Regions from separate parts of the Mus musculus genome. Here region 1 is linked to region 2. A link is a contact called in ENCODE Hi-C data. All regions are on one chromosome and are shown on one strand. The core of a region is the stretch at or near the end of the contact, and the rest is flanking DNA. Distances in the headings are between cores, read along the strand shown.

Evidence for each region. Hi-C counts contacts between places; a loop is a spot of excess contacts on that map.
Region 1: a map of T-helper 17 cell shows a loop between it and region 2 (15-fold over the local background). The contact joins two enhancer-like sites. A Hi-C loop is called at or near these places in 4 of 37 maps with a recorded cell type or tissue (T-helper 1 cell, T-helper 17 cell and regulatory T cell).

Annotation. Positions count from the first base shown.
Region 1 is chr1:133,466,459-133,472,170 of GRCm38, forward strand. No RefSeq gene overlaps it. Among named protein-coding and RNA genes, the nearest start is that of Sox13, 45 kb to the left of the region's middle. Within about 2 kb of position 4,338, at least 1 of the 3 ENCODE cell types and tissues checked has a DNase peak (open chromatin) inside an H3K27ac peak, as active enhancers do.
Region 2 is chr1:128,024,744-128,030,785 of GRCm38, forward strand. All of the region lies in intron 6 of Zranb3 (zinc finger, RAN-binding domain containing 3), which reads right to left. Among named protein-coding and RNA genes, the nearest start is that of Gm28800, 67 kb to the left of the region's middle. Within about 2 kb of position 4,721, at least 1 of the 3 ENCODE cell types and tissues checked has a DNase peak (open chromatin) inside an H3K27ac peak, as active enhancers do.

The sequences.
Region 1 (5,712 bases), core at 3,088-5,587, 5.4 Mb after region 2:
CTAGGAGGAAGCCTCGCCTCTCTAAATGCACTACCCAGTCAGGTAAGCATGCCATATTGAAAGTGTCCTACAGATTTCGACAGGATGGGAGGAGGGCTACTGCCAACTTCTTTTGAGAGAGGGGCAGGATTGGGAGAAAATTGTAACATACTTTCTGGGCTGAATCTTACTGATGCTTGGTGGTCATCTCTAAGCTTGGAGACAGAATGGGTATCATCCATCTTCAAGCTGACTTGTTGTGGGGAGTGGGTGTTCCTGCCTGACCACATAACTATATGGAGGCTGTAAAGAGCCTACAGGGCCTATAGTACAGGCATATTCTTATAGGGACAGCAGCCAACTGGTATGATGGAGCCAGGACAGGAGTCTTGCCTAGCAAGGACGCTGCTTGTCCTGTGACTAATGGGCTAGGTTTACTCATAGAAAACCCCTGCTTGAATCCATCTAGCCTGGGAACTGACCGTCTTAAATGGGCTGAGCATATCTAAGCTGTTGCTCTGTCCTATCTGTTCCCACACTTGCTTTCACTGGCGAAGTTACTCTGAGATGGGAATAAGAATTAGGGGGAAAACAGGGAAACACGGCTTTTTCTTCATAGTATTCTTTTGTTTGTCTTTTGTTGCTGTTGTTTTAAGTTACTTGCTTGATATTATGTGTGCGCGCACGTGTGTGTGCACATGCATTAGCATGTGTGCCATCATGCTAATGCATGTGCACACATCAGAGGACAAATTTGTGAAGTTGGTTCTTCCCTTCTGTTTCTATGTGGATTCCAGGAACTAAACTTGGGTCTCTAGGCTTGCACAATAACCACGTCTGCCCACTGAGCCTTCTAGCCACCCCATGCCCTCTGAGTACTGGGATTATAGAGGTACCTGCGTTTTGTTGTTGTTGAGAATTGAACCCAGGCTTTATGCATACGTGCAAAACAAGCCTCACTGAATGGGCCTCACAGCCTAGTATCTCCATGGTTTGGTGCTTTGTGTATGCAGTATCGTTCCAACTATGACAGTGGACGTGCCGGCATTCTGTATTTATTTGTTAGTTTGGGTGAATGCATTATCGTCTCCCTTGGGGACAACTGCTGCCCAGAGGCCCTACATTCCACAGTAGAAGTTTGTAACAGTCCGGAAGGGTCCTTGGGGACTGGAGATGTTTAGCAAAGAAACCTGGGGCCAGTTAGAGAGGAGAGAGCAGAAGGCTTCCCTTGTGTGAACTGAAGCCCGTCTCCTGGCTGTCCTTTGAGACCTGTGATCCTAGCAGCTAGTTTATTAAGGTGAAGGAAAAAAAAAAAAAAAAAACAAAACAGAACGTAGGCAGAGAGAAAAAAAAAAGTAGAGTAGCTGATAAAAAAGATGAAGCAAATTAGACTAAATGAAAAGATTATTAAAACAATAGAAAGGCAATATGCAGCAAAATTATTAAATGAACTAAAAATAAATCCTGTTCAACCCCACAGTTCACCAGCTACTCAACCCTGAAATAGCCACACACGACTGCTGGTCTCCATGAAACCTGTCCCCACTGCACTGTTGGGGAAGAGGCTCTGGAAGCAGGGCTCTCTTGCCACTCAGTCCCCAGAGTGAGGGGACGGCTGTCCTTGCTCACCACGACAGAGGTGGGATCTGAAGGCACGGCTTCAAGAAAGCTGAGTGAAGCTTGGACCTCTGGGGTGGGGGGTTGTGTCTGGATGGGGTGCATGCGTGGTAAGGAGTCCTGGTGCGGTCGGATTGGAGGCTACTGACGGCTCTGGCCTTGCCTGTTTCCCACCTCTCCACTCCTCAGGAAAAGGAGACTTCAGTCCTTTGTGAGGGGACCCTGAGCCCCCAGGCACTGACAGCCACTTGCAGGTCTCATTCCCCCGTTTGGAGTCGGTAGTGTGGGGACAGAAGAATCTGCAAAGCCCAGCTCCGAGCTATACTTGTAACCTGCTTCCCCCCAACCCCCACCCCTGCCCCAACACAAACTGATTCCTCCCAAAGCCTTTCAGTCTACCAAGGCCCAGGGAGAAGACCCCAGCACCCCTCTTGGTTTAAGGTCACTGTGTCCTGGCTGCTGGAGGGCAGCTCTGCTAGACTGGGAGGCCTAGCCATCCTTTGGGTAGCTTCTTTTTCTTTTCTGAGGTCCAATGGCAATGGCTAGAAAGGAGCCTTTATTACTCTTCCCTGAAGGTGTGCACACAGGGTTTCCTACACCAGTACAGACACGGAGAGCCAGACACCAGGGGAAGGGCTGCAGTGGTGTCGCTTCAGCCTCACCATCATTACAAGCCTCACCTCAGCAAACTCAGAGAGCTGGCGAGAGAGGAATACTGTTCAGCAGACAGGAAGGGGTGCTCACGCTGTGTCCTCGATATTCCTGGTCTGGAACAAAGAATTATTTGCTTAAAATTAAATCCCTGCCACTTGTAACAGCTTCCTGCTCCGGAGCCCAGGCGTTTCCCAAGCCTTCAAAAGTCCCACCACCAATTAATAGTTAAGGCTTGAACTTAAATTTTGAGGCTCCCCACCATTCAGGAATTTCCCCAGGGGAGGAAACTTTCCCAGGCACAGAGCACACTGGCTCCGGGGAGGGGAGGAGGGGGGAGCCAGCACAGCTTTCTCCTCCAAACCCCAGGGGTCTCTTCACAGTCAGGAAGAAATAACACAATAGCAATAAAAAAAAAACAAGAAGATAAGATGAGATAAAAGAATGCAATATAAAATTATAAAGGACAAAATGGAGATAAGGAACGATCAAGATAAGTAGAACAGAGCCAGAGGAGAAGAGGACCAGCGGAAACAAGAAATAAATGAGCTTTTAAAAATCATACAAGAAAATATAATCAACAGTTCCTAGGATTACAAGCAGAGGTTAGAAAAACAAAGAAGTTTACGATGTCCAAACAGCCACAGCAGGGGAGTGAGCTCAACAGCCAGGCTGTCCTCCAGTGTCCCCCTACTCCCACAGAGTCAGAACTTGAACCCTTGGCCAACTCTGAGTCCCACCCCAAACTTCTGACTATGGCCGGCTTTAACCTAGTATCCAATCCATCCCTCTCTGCCAGAATTTTCCAAAACAAACATCCCTGAGACGTAGCAATGGGGAGGTCCACAGCTGCTCCATCTTAGTTCTGAAACCCAAAAGGCCCCCAAAACTAAACTAAACTCAAAACTCAGTTTAAAAGCTAAACTTATAATCATAACCAAGGAGAAGCTATCTACAGGGTGAATTCACCCTTGTCCTTGAAGAAATTTGAGTGTGTTTGACTAAGGGCACTGCAGCAGACCTGCATGGGGAACTGAGTGTGTGTGTGTGTGTGTGTGTGTGTGTGTGTGTGTGTATGTGTGTGTGCACTTTCTATTCTAAACCTTGCAGCACACTCAGCCTAATGTTTCCAATAAGGACTAGTGAGTCCAACCCAAAATCCTTTACCAGACAGACAAACAGATGAGTACTCTGACACAGTCACACAGTGGAATACTATACAACACTAACAATGACTTTGCACTGCTACCCACAAGTTAAGTTGAGAGAAAGAAGCCAAAGACCCATCTACCTGTCTGAGAGCTGATCATTACCTTGTTTCTGTTTATTTTTTTAATTACATTGATATAAAGTTCAAAAACAGGAAGCAGGCATTAAACAGAGGGCAGTCCCATGAGGACCTCTCCCAGCTGCCTTACTTAGCGCTGGGCAGCACAATAAGTGCTCACGTTGACAGCCCTGTCACCAATACAGGGCCACATGGCTCCCTTCCATCTCCCCTCGGCCTTTGTCTCAGCTCCTCTTTGTCTTCTGTGGTGGCTTTTGGGACAGTGGCAGTCTTGTCCTTTCACGCCTTTGTCCCAACTCCATTTGGGGTCCCTCTCCACCCTCTTCTCCGGCCATTCACACAAGCCTTTTATCTTTCTTCATCCCCTCCTCCTTGGCTGACAGGCTGCTGTCCCACATGGCCTGGTCTCTTCTTGTCCGTGTGTCTCCACGTCTGATCCTTGGGATCTGCTGGCTTTCGTCTTTGTTTGTCCTGTGGGGCTTTCTCTCTGCCTCTGCCTGGTCCTGCCGCCACCCTCCTGGTCCTTCTCCCTCTTCTCAAAGTCCTCTGTGGGACACTCACTTTTATCTCCCTTTGATTTGCTTGCTCTTCTTTGTAGAGAGGAATGAAAGGCTCAGCTAATTGTAGCAGTGGGGCAGTGCTGTCTGGCAATCCTTCCAGAATCTTCCCCACCAGGGCTGAGCAGAGGGAAATGAGGGCAGTTCAGCTCCCACCTCCTGGCCTGCTCCATCTCTCTGTCCCCAAGGGCCCCCCTGCCCCACTTGTCTCAAGGGGAAAAACAGACATGGAGTCCCCCAGTCTCACCCCAGGGAGCCTCCCTTGACTCTCCATTCAGTCCCTCTCTGCACCAGCCAGCGTGTCAGGAGCTATGTGTACTGGGCCGCCCACACAGAGGTTCACTCGTCGACAGTATGATGTCACTTTCAATAGGACTGACTTCAGAATGGCCCCCAGAGGCCAGGAACCAGCTAGCTCCTTTTAGAAATGACACTCAAGCCAGAAACTGAAGGAGGCTTAGAAGAATTGTTTGGGGCGGGGGGGGGGGGAGGGAGGGGAGAAGAAGGCATTTTTATCAGAGCATCCAGTTCATTTCAAAAGAGCATGACATCAAAACTGGCTATGGTCAAGGCATAACGGGGGTGGATGGTGCAGCCTTACCAGGAGCTTGGAGTTTATACTGCGGGTGGAGGAGGGGTCACTGACGTGTTCTCCATGGGGAGTGATAGGTCACATTTGTGTTTGGGGTGGTGTGGAATGAACGAGCTGGTTGGGAGATGCGGTCACTTCCTGTTGCAGCTGTAATAATTTAGTGGCTTCAGACATCACAGCTGTTCTATCTACAGTTCCAGAGATTGGACACCCAAAGTCAGACTGAATAGACTGATGTTAAGGGACAGGCAGGCTGGCTGCTTCTGCAGGTCCATGCGAACAGTCTGGCCTTCATTTCCAGTAGCACCTGGATGTCTTTGGCGTTCCTTGGGCCATGTGGTCTTGTCTCCATCTTCAAATGCCCCCTTCCTGGTCACTGATTCCCTGTCACCTCCCTCCGTTTGATCCTTTGTGATTACACTGAGAGATCTAAGACAAGCTTCCTTAATTAGGCTACATATCCACAGTCCCCTTGGAACATAAGATAACATACACCAAGGCTCTGGGGTTAGGATGTGAACTTCCTCAGGGTATTCATTTTTTTTCTCCTGGAGACTGTTTCGGTATTTCAGGCACAGGCTGGTGCAAGCTTAACCCCGTGGTAGCAGTGGGGGTGTGGCCAGGAGGACAGTCTAGAAGCAGACTGGTCATAGATGGAATGTGTACATGAGGTGGAGAAGAGGAACAAGCTAGGATCACAATTGGGTTTCTGGCTCTAGCAACTAACAAACTGGGGTTGTCACTTAGAAGAGAGAGAACAGAAGAGAAAACCCAGATGTGAAGAGGAGAACTGGAAGGTGGTGGGGGATGTTTGTTCCCCACTCAGAGACACCCAGGGAGCACTGTTCAGAGTGCAGAGGGAGCACTGTTCAGAGTGCAGAGGGACATGTGTCAGGAGTCCTAAGGAACTGAGTCTAGAAGAGGGGTTGAGGAGCTTGGATGAGTTATCCAGGAGTCAGCAAACTATGCCTAGCAGACTGGTAGCCTGTTTTGCAAATAAAGTTTTATTGGCACACAGTCAAAATGTT
Region 2 (6,042 bases), core at 3,471-5,970:
ACCATGCTGCTGACCCCGAAAGCACTCTGATGGCTAAGCTGTGATAAACATAACTGTAATTTTATTAACAACTATCTGAACATATTTGTAGAATACTGGCTACCATCTGAACACAGCTGTAGAATGTTGGTCACAATCTTAACACAGCTGTAGAGTACTGGCTACCATCTTCACACAGCTGTGGAGTGCTGGCTACCATCTTCACACAGCTGTGGAGTGCTGGTTACCATGTGAACACAGCTGTAATATATTACTTCTATATAAACAGCAATATACACAATTCTAAACACACCACATTTTCATCAATTTTATGATTTATATTTCTCTAATTTTATATCTGTGGAAATTACAGATATATAAAATATATAAACAGATGTAACAGTTTAACTTTGGTGGTATATAAAATAATAATGTATAATATCACAATTGATGAAGTTTTAGATTTCATATAACCATAAATGTAAACTTCTTTATCACACTCATTTTTTTTTTTTTTTTTTTTTTTTTTGGTTTTTCGAGACAGGGTTTTTCTGGGTAGCCCTGGCTGTCCTGGAACTCACTTTGTAGACCAGGCTGGCCTTGAACTTAGAAATCTGCCTGCCTCTGCCTCCTGAGTGCTGGGATTAAAGGCGTGAGCCACCATGCTCGGCTTTATTATACTCATTTTAAAATTGTGTTCTAATGCAGTCTTTTCCTATTCACATATTGATACTGAGGAGCATGTTATAGTTCCCTTAAACTTTATTTCTCTCTGCATTAAGGTGGATTCTTTATTTGAAATTACATATGGATATATGTGGCTATCCCTATGAATTTCTTTCCAGTGCAACAAGGGGCTATTGTATATTGATTATGATAAGAAGGCATTAGGACAACAGGGCTGAGAAATACCGCTCGCTCTACAATATCAGGCTTTCTTCACTTACAGCTACTGTGCAGTAGGGTTGAGTAAGGACAGTCTAAGGATGTCTGCATTTATGGAAAACATTGAATTGTTAATTAGTGCTCTTCTAAGTGGACAGAGCACAGGTCCAGGTGGGCTAACTCTTAAGTCCTACCAAACACTTCAAGGAAGAAGCTATCCTCGCTGTCAGGAAGACAGCTCAGTAAAGTGCTTGCTGTATAAGCATGTGGACTGGGCTTTGGTCCTCAGGACTCGCTGTTACAATTCTACATACAGCTTTTCCTTTGGTGACATGACGACAAAAGCCTAATTAATTCCCTTAACCTGTGTCAGGTCTTTACATATGGACTTATTCCCCTAAGGTCTTCTCTCAAATTCCAATAAGCTTTGTGAGATGGGACACTCTCACTTGTTTCTGTGTCAGTTGCAACCCTGAAATAATGTCTTAAATATAGCAGGCAATCAATAACTCGAGGCATTAGTGGAGCTGAATGTGAAAGTCTCTCATTACTCTGGTTACCCTTTCTCAGATACATTACACTTTTATTTGTTAAAATACTCAAGGAACAAGGATGACAGCAACAGACATGCTAACATGGAAGGAGGAAAGCTCTGGGCTTCAACCCTAGACAAAAAACTACAGCCTACCAAGGACTGCTGAGAGTGGGAGACGTGGTCGTCCCGGGGAAGAGCACACCAACTGGTTATCCAATAGCAAGTGGTCAGCCATGAAAACATACACATGCCAGTATCACATGGACTGAGGAGGTTGTACGAGCATTTAGGAATATACACACACAGCAAAAACTAAAGAAAAAGAAGCCATGACTTTGAGGGGTGGTGGTGGTAGATGGGAGGTAATGGAGGGAGAAAGGGGAAAGAAGAAATGATTTAATTATAAACTCAAAAAATAAATAAAATTAAAAATGCTTTTTCTTTTCTGTCTTTTTTTAGTTTTGTGGAGGCAGAGTTTCTCAGTGTATCCTTGGCTATCCTAGAGCTTATTGTGTAGACCAGGCTAGCCTCATACTTACGGAGAACCACCTGCTACTATCTCCTGAATACTAAGATTAAAGATGTGTCTCACCACTGACCGGTAGGGACAATGCTTCTTGAGAGACGACTTAATTCCGATAAACAACCACCAATCTATCCTTGTTCTTCTTGTCCTATAAGCCTCTAAAGTCTACTCTCAGCACCCCACTTTCACAGCCATAATCTTGTCTGAACCAGCTCTACCTGGAACACTAAAAACTTCTGCGCTCGGAGGCTGAGAGATGGCTCAATACTGAATAGAGCTTTCCGCTCTTGCAGATGACACAAGTTCATTTCTTTCCTGTGTCAGATGGCTTTCAATCACCTGTAACTGTTAACTACAGTTCCAGGGAATCACTGTCTCTGGCCTCCGAAGGGATCCGTACTCATGTGCACAACATCCTCTCCCCAACATATACATAAGTTAAAATAATTCAAGTAAAACTGTGTTTTAGAAAATGGTTCCCTTTCTGCTCCAGCCACGTGGCTTGCCTTCTTCTCTACTATCTGCCAAGGTGATGCTGGACCCTGCAGGACAGCATCTCAGACATGCTGTACAAGATGTTCTGATCCAAAACATGGGAGGAAAGGACAGAGAGAGGTGTTCTCAACAAGTTGAAGATCTTACTACACGTTGCAAGGACACCACAATCCTGTTAGTAAAATGTCAGAAAGAATATCGATGTTCCTCCTATGGGGCTACAAACCCCTTCAGCTCCTTGGATACTAGATCTCTAGCTCCTTCCTTGGGACCCTGTGCTCTGTTCAATGGATGGCTGTGAGCATCCACTTCTGTATTTGTCAGGCACTGGTAAAGCCTCTCAGGAGAGAGCTTTATCAGCCTCCTGTCAGCAAGCTCTTGTTGGCATCTGCAATAGTGTCTGGGTTTGGTGGTTGTTTATGGGATGGATCCCCAGGTGGGACAGTCTGTGGATGGTCTTTCCTTCAGTCTCTGCTCCACACTTTGTCTCTGTAACTCCTCCCATGGGTGTTTTGTTCCCCCTTCTGAGGAGGACTGAAGCATCCATATTTCATTCTTCCTTCTTGAGTTTCATGTGTTTTGCAAATTGTATCTTGGGTATTCTGAGCTTCTGGGCTAATATCATGTGTGTTCTTTTGTGATTGGGTTACTTCACTTAGGATGATATCCTAACATGGAAACAATGTCTAACTGCTCACAATAATAATTCAGCCTTTTATGAAAGAATACAGACTGGAATATCTTAAGGAAAGGGAGGAAAAATGGGAACTCCTACTGAGGAAAGGCTCCAGAAGCTCCCAACAAACATGTAGGCAAATACTTAGGTGAGGCGGGAACCTCTGTATGTGTGGAAAGCATTTATAATGTCAACCACTGACTGGAAGTAACAGACAGAAACAATGTTTACTTTATCCTCGTTGTGAAAATACTGATATTTTATGAAATAAAAGTCTTTAGGAGGAGAAACTAAAATAATAGTTCTGGTTTCTACTCATTCTTTTATGGCACCTGTTCCTCCACCCCATTCTCTCCCCTTCTCACTACAATGCCCCAGGCAAGCGCTGCCTGTTTTCCTTGTCCAAATCACCCTTCCCCTTCCTGTTCTCACACCTGCCTTTCCAAGCTGATCTCTGAGTCTTCCCAGGATAACTAAACCCCCTAGTCTTTCAGGCCCTAGATCTATCTAAGTCGATACCAAGCTCCCAATACAAGTCAGATCTGACTCTAGGCAATCTTCTGGGATAAACCACGTTGCTGTGGAAATACACCACTGAGAACACTGGCTCCACTACTAATCTGTTTATGATCGCAAATGGCTACTTAGCATCACTAGTAAGCCTGTGGTCCTAATCTCACCATCTTAGTTCCTATCCTGCAGAAGTTTAGATCACAGAAACTTTCAAATTCTTATTGTGTTCAAAGACACAATAAACTGCCTCTCATAAAAAAATGTCCTGAGATGCAAGCCCTGTCACTCTAGAACCTATGGTACAGGTCCAATAATATGCCACTTCTCGATGCAAACTCCCTCACTGAAACCATACTACAATCTCAATAATACACCACACAACTATAAAAAATAGTTATTTATATACTATAACAAACATTTATGTAGAAAAATGGTCAATATTATAAGGGACAAAAATGCTAATATTTTTAATATAATAATCTCTTTTTCAAAAAATATGAATTTGTTTACTCTTCTATTAGTTTTGGACCATATAAAAATATAGCCCTGAAAACAACAAGGAAACTTGTAAATCTGATCACACATGACCATGCCACACTTTATAACTTTACAGTGCCGAGGCTAAAAAAAGAGGTGGAGAACATTGGTGAATGGGTATAGAGGTTTAGATTAGGGTGACAAATGTGCTAGAAATTAAAAGCTTTGTTTTACAACAATATGAATGTATCTAAAGATACCAAATTATATACTTAAAATGGTAAAATAGTACATTTTCTTACGTATTATTGCAAACCAATGCCTGCAGAAGACACAGAGAAGGGGAAGACACCCACAATGTCTTCCTATTACATTCTGATGAACAAGACTGTAATTTGACTCCTACCTAGCCCTATCTTTATCTAACTCCTGACTAACTGTTTTTGTCTAGAGACCTTGGTTTAGCTCAGAATATTCAGCTGAATATTTAGTTCCTCAAGGGCACAGTGGTCTCTCTTGTTCTGGTTTTAGCATATAGAATTTCCACTTTCTGAAAAGGAAAGGAATATATTTACTCACAGGATGCTTCTGACTGTCTTGACTGGTTCACATTGGTACACCCGGCCATCAGGCCTTTCCTCTTCCCATCCTCACATGACAGTCATCTATAATTACCTGGTTAGTGCCAGACGTGACAATTCAGTGAAAGCTTGAATCATTTTGATCCCTAGAGCATGAAGGCTTATACATTTTGGCTGAATGTATGTCTGTGCAGCACAAGCATGTCTACTGTCTGCAGAGGCCGGAGGAGGATGTTGAATCCTCTACAACTGAAGTCATAGATGGTCATTTATTGTCATGTAGGTGCCAGGAATCGAACCTAGGTCCTCTAGGAGAGCATCCAGGACTTTTAATCACTAAGCCATCTATCTAGCCTCCTAAAAATAATTTTTGAACAAATGGATTAATTTAAAAAAACAAGCTAGAGGCAGTAGGTGGGATAAAATGACCTCATACACCAACTCAATATAGAATGATTCAAAATCAGAAGTCTTTCCAAACACAAATACAGAATTTATATCACATCTTACTTAACTATTCCTCAAACAGACGTTGAGTGCTCAGTATATTAACTATTTACTTCACAACTGAGCCATGTGCTCAAGGAATAGACAGCCCTGTATTTAGCCAGAGGCAGAACAGTAAATGACGCAGTGCTGGAGAACATATGGAGGTGAGCAGGACCCTGATTATGCTAATAATGGACATAACACCTTGAGTATATACTATCAAGTAGCATTTCACCGTCTCAAGAAAATTTAGACAACCAATTCTCCTTAGTAGAACTGGTATAGAATTTGATGTGTTCCCACACAAAAAACTGAACCCAGAGCCCTGTACATAAGTGTTGTAGAGGGGCCTGGTGCTGTTCTTGTGAACCAATCCCCTAATGACTAAAGGAGCCAATCACTGGGCGAATAGGTGGGACTTCTGGGTTGGACAGAGGAAGAGAAGGAGGAGGAGAGAGGTAGGTCTTTTGGAACAGGGATAGCATGAGGGTAAGATGTAGCTGCTAGAGTTTCACTAGAGGAATCAGATTAAACAGGGCTTACAAGAGAGGGTTTTAGTTGTAGCGCCCAGAGATTGAGCTACCACTGTTTCTGAGCTAAGTTTGTGTGGTGTTTTTCTTCTTGAAGTGATTTGACTGGGTTCCAGAGAGAAGGTACCGCAGCAAGGTGCGTAGATTTGCCTGATGTGTGCCACAAAGGCCATGGGGTGGGGGATTTGAAGCATTGGCGTGGTAGCGACCCGCCAGTGGGAACCAAGTGAGCTGGGTGAGAAGTTTCAGGACCTTCCGGGCCAGAGTCTCCACCAGATAAGAAAAGGCCAGCTAGTCCCCTGGGGCTGAGAGTAGCTGGGCATAGTGCTGGAACCTGTCAGTTCATTATTTTAAAT